2 separate regions of the Homo sapiens genome follow, and region 2 is linked to region 1. A link is an interaction called in ENCODE POLR2A ChIA-PET data of the cell type or tissue named here. Cell type or tissue: CD4-positive, alpha-beta T cell. All regions are shown on one strand. Region 1 overlaps LOC105370913 (a long non-coding RNA gene). Region 2 overlaps CHRNA3 (cholinergic receptor nicotinic alpha 3 subunit).

Region 1 (4,000 bases):
ACCTCTTAAACTTTTATATCAATGTGTCCTCATGGCAGAAGGCAGCTTTTTTGTTAAATCTCAGAATTTATCAGAAAGAGGACAACCCAAGTCTCATTTCAGAGAGAAGTCTGGTATACTCTTAGAAACCTATGTGACTGTCTTCCCTAAGTACATTAATGCTTTTTCTCTCTCAAGGGAATCAAGGGAAATTGATGCTTCAGAAAGATCTCCCACACTTATCCTGTGGCACTCAAAGTACCCCAGATTGGGATGATAAGAGGAAGATTCAAGCTGTCAAGTTCAATTTCCCCAGATCTATTCCACAGAAGATGAGCAAATCTCACTCCAGCGACCATTGACTGAAGGGCAGTCTGGTCCCAGAACCATGAAGAATTAGAATATGAGGTGGAGAACTGAGAAAATAATGTTAAAGTCTCTCTGGAGAGTAGAAGCCTGGGAGAAAATCAAACCAAACCAAACCAAACCTGTTCTCCCATTGCCACCCAGAGATACTGTCAATGTTTTGAGCTCACGGGGGAATTGTAGGCTTTTCACGCTGTCAATGTCTATGTGAAGGGAGTAAGGCAGCCTGAAACCTCTTGCCCCTAGGTCCCATAGTCCCCATTCCCCTTCCAGCTGGAAATTTGTGCTGTGACCACAGGAACCAGAAATGGGGTGAGAATGCTTAGGGGACTGGGTTGTAAGATCAAAGGCCGGTCTTGAAGCAGTAATGACAGTTCCTGGGGGGACTGTGACATCACTACATTCCACTCCTCCTAGGGGAGGGAGGGAACAACATCAGTGTGATGGCTGAGTCACCGATTCACAATGGAGCAGGGGGATGTAGGGCTGGGACCCAGGTCCACGGAGACACCAGCCCAAAGAGCCCAGGGAGGTCGGGCTTGGGTCAGCAGGAGGGGAGAGCAGAGTCTGCAGCAGGAAGCCCGAGGAGTCACCAGCCCAAAGTCACCCAGGGATGACTGGTGAGGGTGGGGCCTGGGGCTGGGGGACCCAGGTCCTTGGAGAGGTGAGCCCAAAGAACTCAGGGAGGTCGGGCTTGGGGTGGCAGGATGTGAAGGCTGAGTATGGAGCCGGGAGCCCCAGAAGTCACTCGCCCAAAGTCACCCTGGGGTGATTGGTGAGGGCAGGGCCTGAGCTGCTTGCTGAAGGGGCGGGACTGACTGACAAGACTTTGGTTGGAGGGAGCACAGAGGTGCCAGTGTGGGGGGACCCAGCCCGGTGTGCCTAAGGGCTGGTATGGACTCTGGCAGTGGTCTTGCCATCAAAGGGGATCTGTGGCTGGGTTGGGGGGGCCATGATCTGATGCGTTTTACTTTTTTCTTGGCTGTGGCCAGTTTCCTCTGTTGAGTTTCTTCTAACATCGTGGGGTGGGGAGGGAGGCAGGGTTAGGGCCACATCAGCGAACACCTCCAGTCACCTACCAGGCAGCTGTGTGACTGAGCCAGAGGAGGTGTAACCAGGGCCACACTGTAATGCAGAATGGGGCGGGGCCTTAATGCTCCAAGCCCATTGGTCAGTGAGAAAGATGAAAGGGAAAGGAGGCGTGGCCAGGCAGCAGTGTGTCCAGAGGAACCTGTGGCATCACAAGGAAAGCTGCCCATGCAACTGCTGTCCCGCCCACTTGGGGAGAGGGGCGGGGCCTGCCTACTCCAGGAGCAGGGAGGGGCCGCCCACTCCAGGAGAGGGGAGGGGCCGGCTTTTGCTTTAAAAGCTTTAAAACTTTAAAAATAAACTTTAAAAAATATATGTGCTTATACTTTTTATATATGTGTATCAGTGTGCATATGTCTACGTGTTCCACCAGAGCTGTCTTCATTATCCAGCTTCTATGCAAGGTCTATGATTTTGGCCTACATTTTTCATCTTCAAATGAAGTACAAGAATTACCAGTGTTACTTCAATTGAGATACAACTCCTATAAAAATGGAAAATCCATAGCATGCTTGATGTTTAATGAAGTGGACTATATTATCCAACATTCCAATAAGATAATCACAATGAATTCTTTTTTTTGGAAAAAGTTTTTCTTAATTTCCTGCATTATTAAGATTTTTTTTTTTAAAAAATAAGAAACATGTCTAATATCTTTAAAAACACAAAGCTTTTGTGCCGGGTGCAGTGGCTCACTCCCGTAATCCCAGCACTTTGGGAGGCCTAGGCGGGTGGATCACCTTAGGTCAGGAGTTCAAGACCAGCCTGGCCAACATGGTGAAACCCCGTCTCTACTAAAAATACAAAAACTAGCCAGGTGTGGTCATGGGTACCTGCAATCCCAGCTACTCGGGAGACTGACGCAGGAGAATCACTTGAACCTGGAAGCCGAAGTTGCAGTGAGCCAAGGTCACACCACTGCACTGCAGCCTGGGTGACAGACTGAGACTCCATCTCAAAAAAAAAAAAAAGTAAAAAATTAATAAAAACACAAAGCTTTCAATTTAATAAGCACTCAAAGCTCTTTACTGGTTTAAAGCATATACAAGGCCTATTTTTCTAGAATCACCTGGCCTCTCTAAGCCTTGCAAATGAAACTGAATTTCTCACTTGATACTTGGCTATGACTTGCAATCATGAAAACCAAGAATTGTGTTATGTCACTGTGTATTGCTTGTTACTTGAATTCCACACTAGGCTGAGATCAAGGGTTGAATCTTACATGATTTGCTCCATAACCTGTGAGCTTCTTTTCCCACACCAAACTAAGCTTTTTTCTATTTTTTCTTTTTTTTTATTATTATTATCTTTAAGTTTTAGGGTACATGTGCACAATGTGCAGGTTAGTTACATATGTATACATGTGCCATGCTGGTGCGCTGCACCCACTAACTTGTCATCTAGCATTAGGTATATCTCCCAATGCTATTCCTCCCCCCTCCCCCCACCCCACAACAGTCCCCAGAGTGTGATGTTCCCCTTCCTGTGTCCACGTGTTCTCATTGTTCAATTCCCACCTATGAGTGAGAATATGCGGTGTTTGGTTTTTCGTTCTGGCGATAGTTTACTGAGAATGATGATTTCCAATTTCATCCTTGTCCCTACAAAGGACATGAACTCATCGTTTTTTATGGCTGCATAGTATTCCATGGTGTATATGTGCCACATTTTCTTAATCCAGTCTATCCTTGTTGGACATTTGGGTTGGTTGCAAGTCTTTGCTATTGTGAATGATGTCGCAGTAAACATACATGTGCATGTGTCTTTATAGCAGCATGATTTATAGTCCTTTGGGTATATAGCCAGTAATGGGATGGCTGGGTCAAATGGTATTTCTAGTTCTAGATCCCTGAGGAATCGCCACACTGACTTCCACAATGGTTGAACTACTTTACAGTCCCACCAACAGTGTAAAAGTGTTCCTATTTCTTCACATCCTCTCCACACCTGTTGTTTCCTGACTTTTTAATGATTGCCATTCTAACTGGTGTGAGATGGTATCTCATTGTGGTTTTGATTTGCATTTCTCTGATGGCCAGTGACGATGAGCATTTTTTCATGTGTTTTTTGGCTGCATAAATGTCTTCTTTTGAGAAGTGTCTGTTCATGTCCTTTGCCCACTTTTTGATGGGGTTGTTTGTTTTTTTCTTGTAAATTTGTTTGAGTTCATTGTAGATTCTGGATATTAGCTCTTTGTTGGATGAGTAGGTTGCAAAAATTTTCTCCCATTTTGTAGGTTGCCTGTTCACTCTGATGGTAGTTTCTTTTGCTGTGCAGAAGCTCTTTAGTTTAATTAGATCCCATTTGTCAATTTTGGCTTTTGTTGCCATTGCTTTTGGTGTTTTAGACATGAAGTCCTTGCCCATGCCTATGTCCTGAATGGTAATGCCTAGGTTTTCTTCTAGGGTTTTTATGGTTTTAGGTCTAACGTTTAAGTCTTTAATCCATCTTGAATTAATTTTTGTATAAGGTGTAAGGAAGGGATCCAGTTTCAGCTTTCTACATATGGCTAGCCAGTTTTCCCAGCACCATTTATTAAATAGGGAATCCTTTCCCCATTGCTTGT
Region 2 (4,000 bases), 110 kb after region 1:
AGGCCCAGAGTGGATGTGTGGCACAGCCAGGTCTGGGGTGGTCTCAGCCATCCACTGTGGCTTTGGGGCCACTGTGGGCAGTGGATGCAGGAGGCCGATGCTGTGATCAGGGGGCTGAGCTGGGCACCCCAGCCTGTCTCTGCCTGTGTCCCCAAACCTCTTCTCTACTCTCCCAACAGCAAACCTGCCATCAGACAGTTACCCTGCTACACGGTGTACCCTGCAGGCCTCCTCCCACTGGGAAAAGGTCTGGGCCTTGGAGAAAGGATTGATAGCCCCCCAAGTATGTGAAGCAAGGTTCCCATGTACAGAGTAGGATGAGCATTCTGGGCCCCGTGCTCCCAGCCCGTCTGGGTGGCTGCATCCAGGTCGTAGTTGAGAAGGGTGAGTCCAGGACTAAAAAGACTTCCCTGGCTCCTGCCATCGAGAGAAGCTGCTCTCGAGCCAGTCCTTCACAGTGGGCCACTTCCAGTCTCCTATGGATCCGGAATGTGCATCTTCCCGCCAGTTTTGGGAGGCCTCTCCTCTTTCTCTCTTGCAAAGGTTCTTCCTCTGCCAGACAGGTCCTGCTCATCATAGCACCTCCAAAACCCCTCCCTTTTCTCTAAGTCCACACAAAACTGATACTTCCCACATTTAAGCTCTTTCATTGGACTGACATAAATTTTAGTTGATATTTTGCAATATGCTAGTTAGTTCTCTGGGTATTGAAGAATATCATTTTTGTACCTGCATTTTAGAGTTAAAATGTTTGAATATTTAAACCTTTTACATTTACATTTAAACATTTTCAGCAAAACAGTTGATGTAGAATTAGTCTATTCTGATTTTAATGCTAAGAATACTTCTAGGTTTTTATGCCATATTAGTACAAAATAATGTTTTCTTATTAGTAGTATTGATTTTACAGTTAGTGTCAGGACTAGAGAAGCTATGTTTTATACTGAATCCCACTTTCTGGTCTCTGGCAAAAACAAAAGTGGGTCTTTACTCACTCTAAAGACAGTCCATGTTTTATTTACTGTTTTCCCAAGGAAACACAGCACTTATAAATGTTTCTTGTATGTAATTTGTATTTGTAAACTGGTCATCAAAGAACTGGGACACAATATAAACTCAACAGGCTTGCAGATTTTTTTCTTCTTGCACTGAATTGTCGTAGGAATCACATGGTTCAAATGCTCTTAAGGGAACTGGGCAGGGTGTAGAGAATTTTTGCTAAGCTACAATTAAGAAAATGAGCAAAAAGTTTAATCTTCATGTTTTGCGTTTTATAGCCATTTCCTTGCTGGCAATCTTGAGTGAACAGCTGGAGTACTGTAGGATTTATGATTTTAGCAATAATGAGAGGCGTAGCAAAATGTTGCAAATTGGCTGTGGAGAGGAGCAAATATCATAAGGAATTTCTTTGAAATCTGAAGCTGAAAATAACATTTAGAGAAAATCATCCAACTCATGTTCTCTCTCTTCTCCTAGTTAGAACTTCAATTGCTCAGGATTCACCCTCTGTTAAGGATTTCTCTTCTTTTTTTTCCCCCCACCCCGAGATGGAGTCTCACTCTGTCGCCCAGGCTGGAGTGCAGTGGCATGATCTGGGCTCACTGCAAGCTCCGCCTCCCTGGTTCACGCCATTCTCCTACCTCAGCCTCCCAAGTAGCTGGGACTACAGGCGCCCGCCACCACGCCTGGCTAATTTTTTTGTGGTTTTTTTTGGTTTTTTTTTTGTTTGTTTGCCACTGCTTTACAGTTTTTTTTTAAATTTTATTATTATTATACTTTAAGTTTTAGGGTACATGTGCACAATGTGCAGGTTTGTTACATATGTATACATGTGCCATGTTGGTGTGCTGCACCCATTAACTCGTCATTTAGCATTAGGTATATCTCCTAATGCTATCTCTCCCCCCTCCCCCCACCCCACAACAGTCCCTGGTGTGTGATGTTCCCCTTCCTGTGTCCATGTGTTCTCATTGTTCAATTCCCACCTATGAGTGATAACATGCGGTGTTTGGTTTTTTGTCCTTGCGATAGTTTGCTGAGAATGATGGTTTCCAGTTTCATCCATGTCCCTACAAAGGACATGAACTCATCATTTTTTATGGCTGCATAGTATTCCATGGTGTATATGTGCCACATTTTCTTAATCCAGTCTATCCTTGTTGGACATTTGGGTTGGTTGCAAGTCTTTGCTATTGTGAATAATGCCGCAATAAACATACGTGTGCATGTGTCTTTATAACAGCATGATTTATAGTCCTTTGGGTATATACCCAGTAATGGGATGGCTGGGTCAAATGGTATTTCTAGTTCTAGATCCCTGAGGAATCGGCACACTGACTTCCACAATGGTTGAACTAGTTTACACTCCCACCAACAGTGTAAAAGTGTTCCTATTTCTCCACATCCTCGCCAGCATCTGTTGTTTCCTGACCTTTTAATGATCGCCATTCTAACTGGTGTGAGATGGTATCTCATTGTGGTTTTGATTTGCATTTCTCTGATGGCCAGTGACGATGAGCATTTTTTCATGTGTTTTTTGGCTGCATAAATGTCTTCTTTTGAGAAGTGTCTGTTCATATCCTTCACCCACTTTTTGATGGGGTTGTTTGTTTTTTTCTTGTAAATTTGTTTGAGTTCATTGTAGATTCTGAATATTAGCCCTTTGTCAGATGAGTAGGTTGTGAAAATTTTCTCCCATTTTGTAGGTTGCCTGTTCACTCTGATGGTAGTTTCTTTTGCTGTGCAGAAGCTCTTTAGTTTAATTAGATCCCATTTGTCAATTTTGGCTTTTGTTGCCATTGCTTTTGGTGTTTTAGACATGAAGTCCTTGCCCATGCCTATGTCCTGAATGGTATTGCCTAGGTTTTCTTCGAGGGTTTTTATGGTTTTAGGTCTAACATGTTAAGTCTTTAATCCATCTTGAATTAATTTTTGTATAAGGTGTAAGGAAGGGATCCAGTTTCAGCTTTCTACATATGGCTAGCCAGTTTTCCCAGCACCATTTATTAAATAGGGAATCCTTTCCCCCATTGCTTGTTTTTGTCAGGTTTGTCAAAGATCAGATAGTTGTAGATATGTGGCGTTATTTCTGAGGGCTCTGTTCTGTTCCTTTGATCTATATCTCTGTTTTGGTACCAGTACCATGCTGTTTTGGTTACTGTAGCCTTGTACTATAGTTTGAAGTCAGGTAGTGTGATGCCTCCAGCTTTGTTCTTTTGGCTTAGGATTGACTTGGCGATGCGGGCTCTGTTTTGGTTCCATATGAACTTTAAAGTAGTTTTTTCCAATTCTGTGAAGAAAGTCATTGGTGGCTTGATGGGGATGGCATTGAATCTATAAATTACCTTGGGCAGTATGGCCATTTTCACGATATTGATTCTTCCTACCCATGAGCATGGAATGTTCTTCCATTTGTTTGTATCTTCTTTTATTTCATTGAGCAGTGGTTTGTAGTTCTCCTTGAAGAGGTCCTTCACATCCCTCTTAAGTTGGATTCCTAGGTATTTTATTCTCTTTGAAGCAATTGTGAATGGTAGTTCACTCATGATTTGGCTGTTTGTCTGTTATTGGCGTGTAAGAATGCTTGTGATTTTTGTACATTGATTTTGTATCCTGAGACTTTGCTGAAGTTGCTTATCAGCTTAAGGAGATTTTGGGCTGAGACAATGGGGTTTTCTAGATATACAATCATGTCATCTGCAAACAGGGACAATTTGACTTCCTCTTTTCCTAATTGAATCCCTTTATTTCCTTCTCCTGCCTAATTGCCCTGGCCAGAACTTCCAACACTATGTTGAATAGGAGTGGTGAGAGAGGGCATCCCTGTCTTGTGCCCGTTTTCAAAAGGAATGCTTCCAGTTTGTGCGCATTCAGTATGATATTGGCTGTGGGTTTCTCATAGACAGCTCTTATTATTTTGAGATACATCCCATCAATACCTAATTTATTGAGAGTTTTTAGCGTGAAGGGTTGTTGAATTTTGTCAAAGGCCTTTTCTGCA

What was found. Peaks named below come from ENCODE experiments on the same cell type or tissue, not always from the same donor. Only the 100,000 strongest peaks of a DNase experiment are listed, where the experiment ranks them.
Region 2: POLR2A ChIA-PET joins it to region 1 with 5 read pairs; 2 of 35 experiments call an interaction of 5 or more read pairs at or near these places.

What each region holds. Positions count from the first base shown.
Region 1 is chr15:78,724,577-78,728,576 of GRCh38, reverse strand. It overlaps LOC105370913 (a long non-coding RNA gene), which reads left to right. Exons shown (of 3, transcript XR_932509.2): 1 at 1-965. Among named protein-coding and RNA genes, the nearest start is that of ADAMTS7, 85 kb to the left of the region's middle. RefSeq lists enhancers at 528-1,081, 1,082-1,636. In CD4-positive, alpha-beta T cell, no CTCF peak of the experiment used is centred here; a DNase peak (open chromatin) is centred at 1,536.
Region 2 is chr15:78,611,490-78,615,489 of GRCh38, reverse strand. All of the region lies in intron 4 of CHRNA3 (cholinergic receptor nicotinic alpha 3 subunit), which reads left to right. Among named protein-coding and RNA genes, the nearest start is that of CHRNA3, 7.5 kb to the left of the region's middle. In CD4-positive, alpha-beta T cell, no CTCF peak of the experiment used is centred here; no DNase peak of the experiment used is centred here.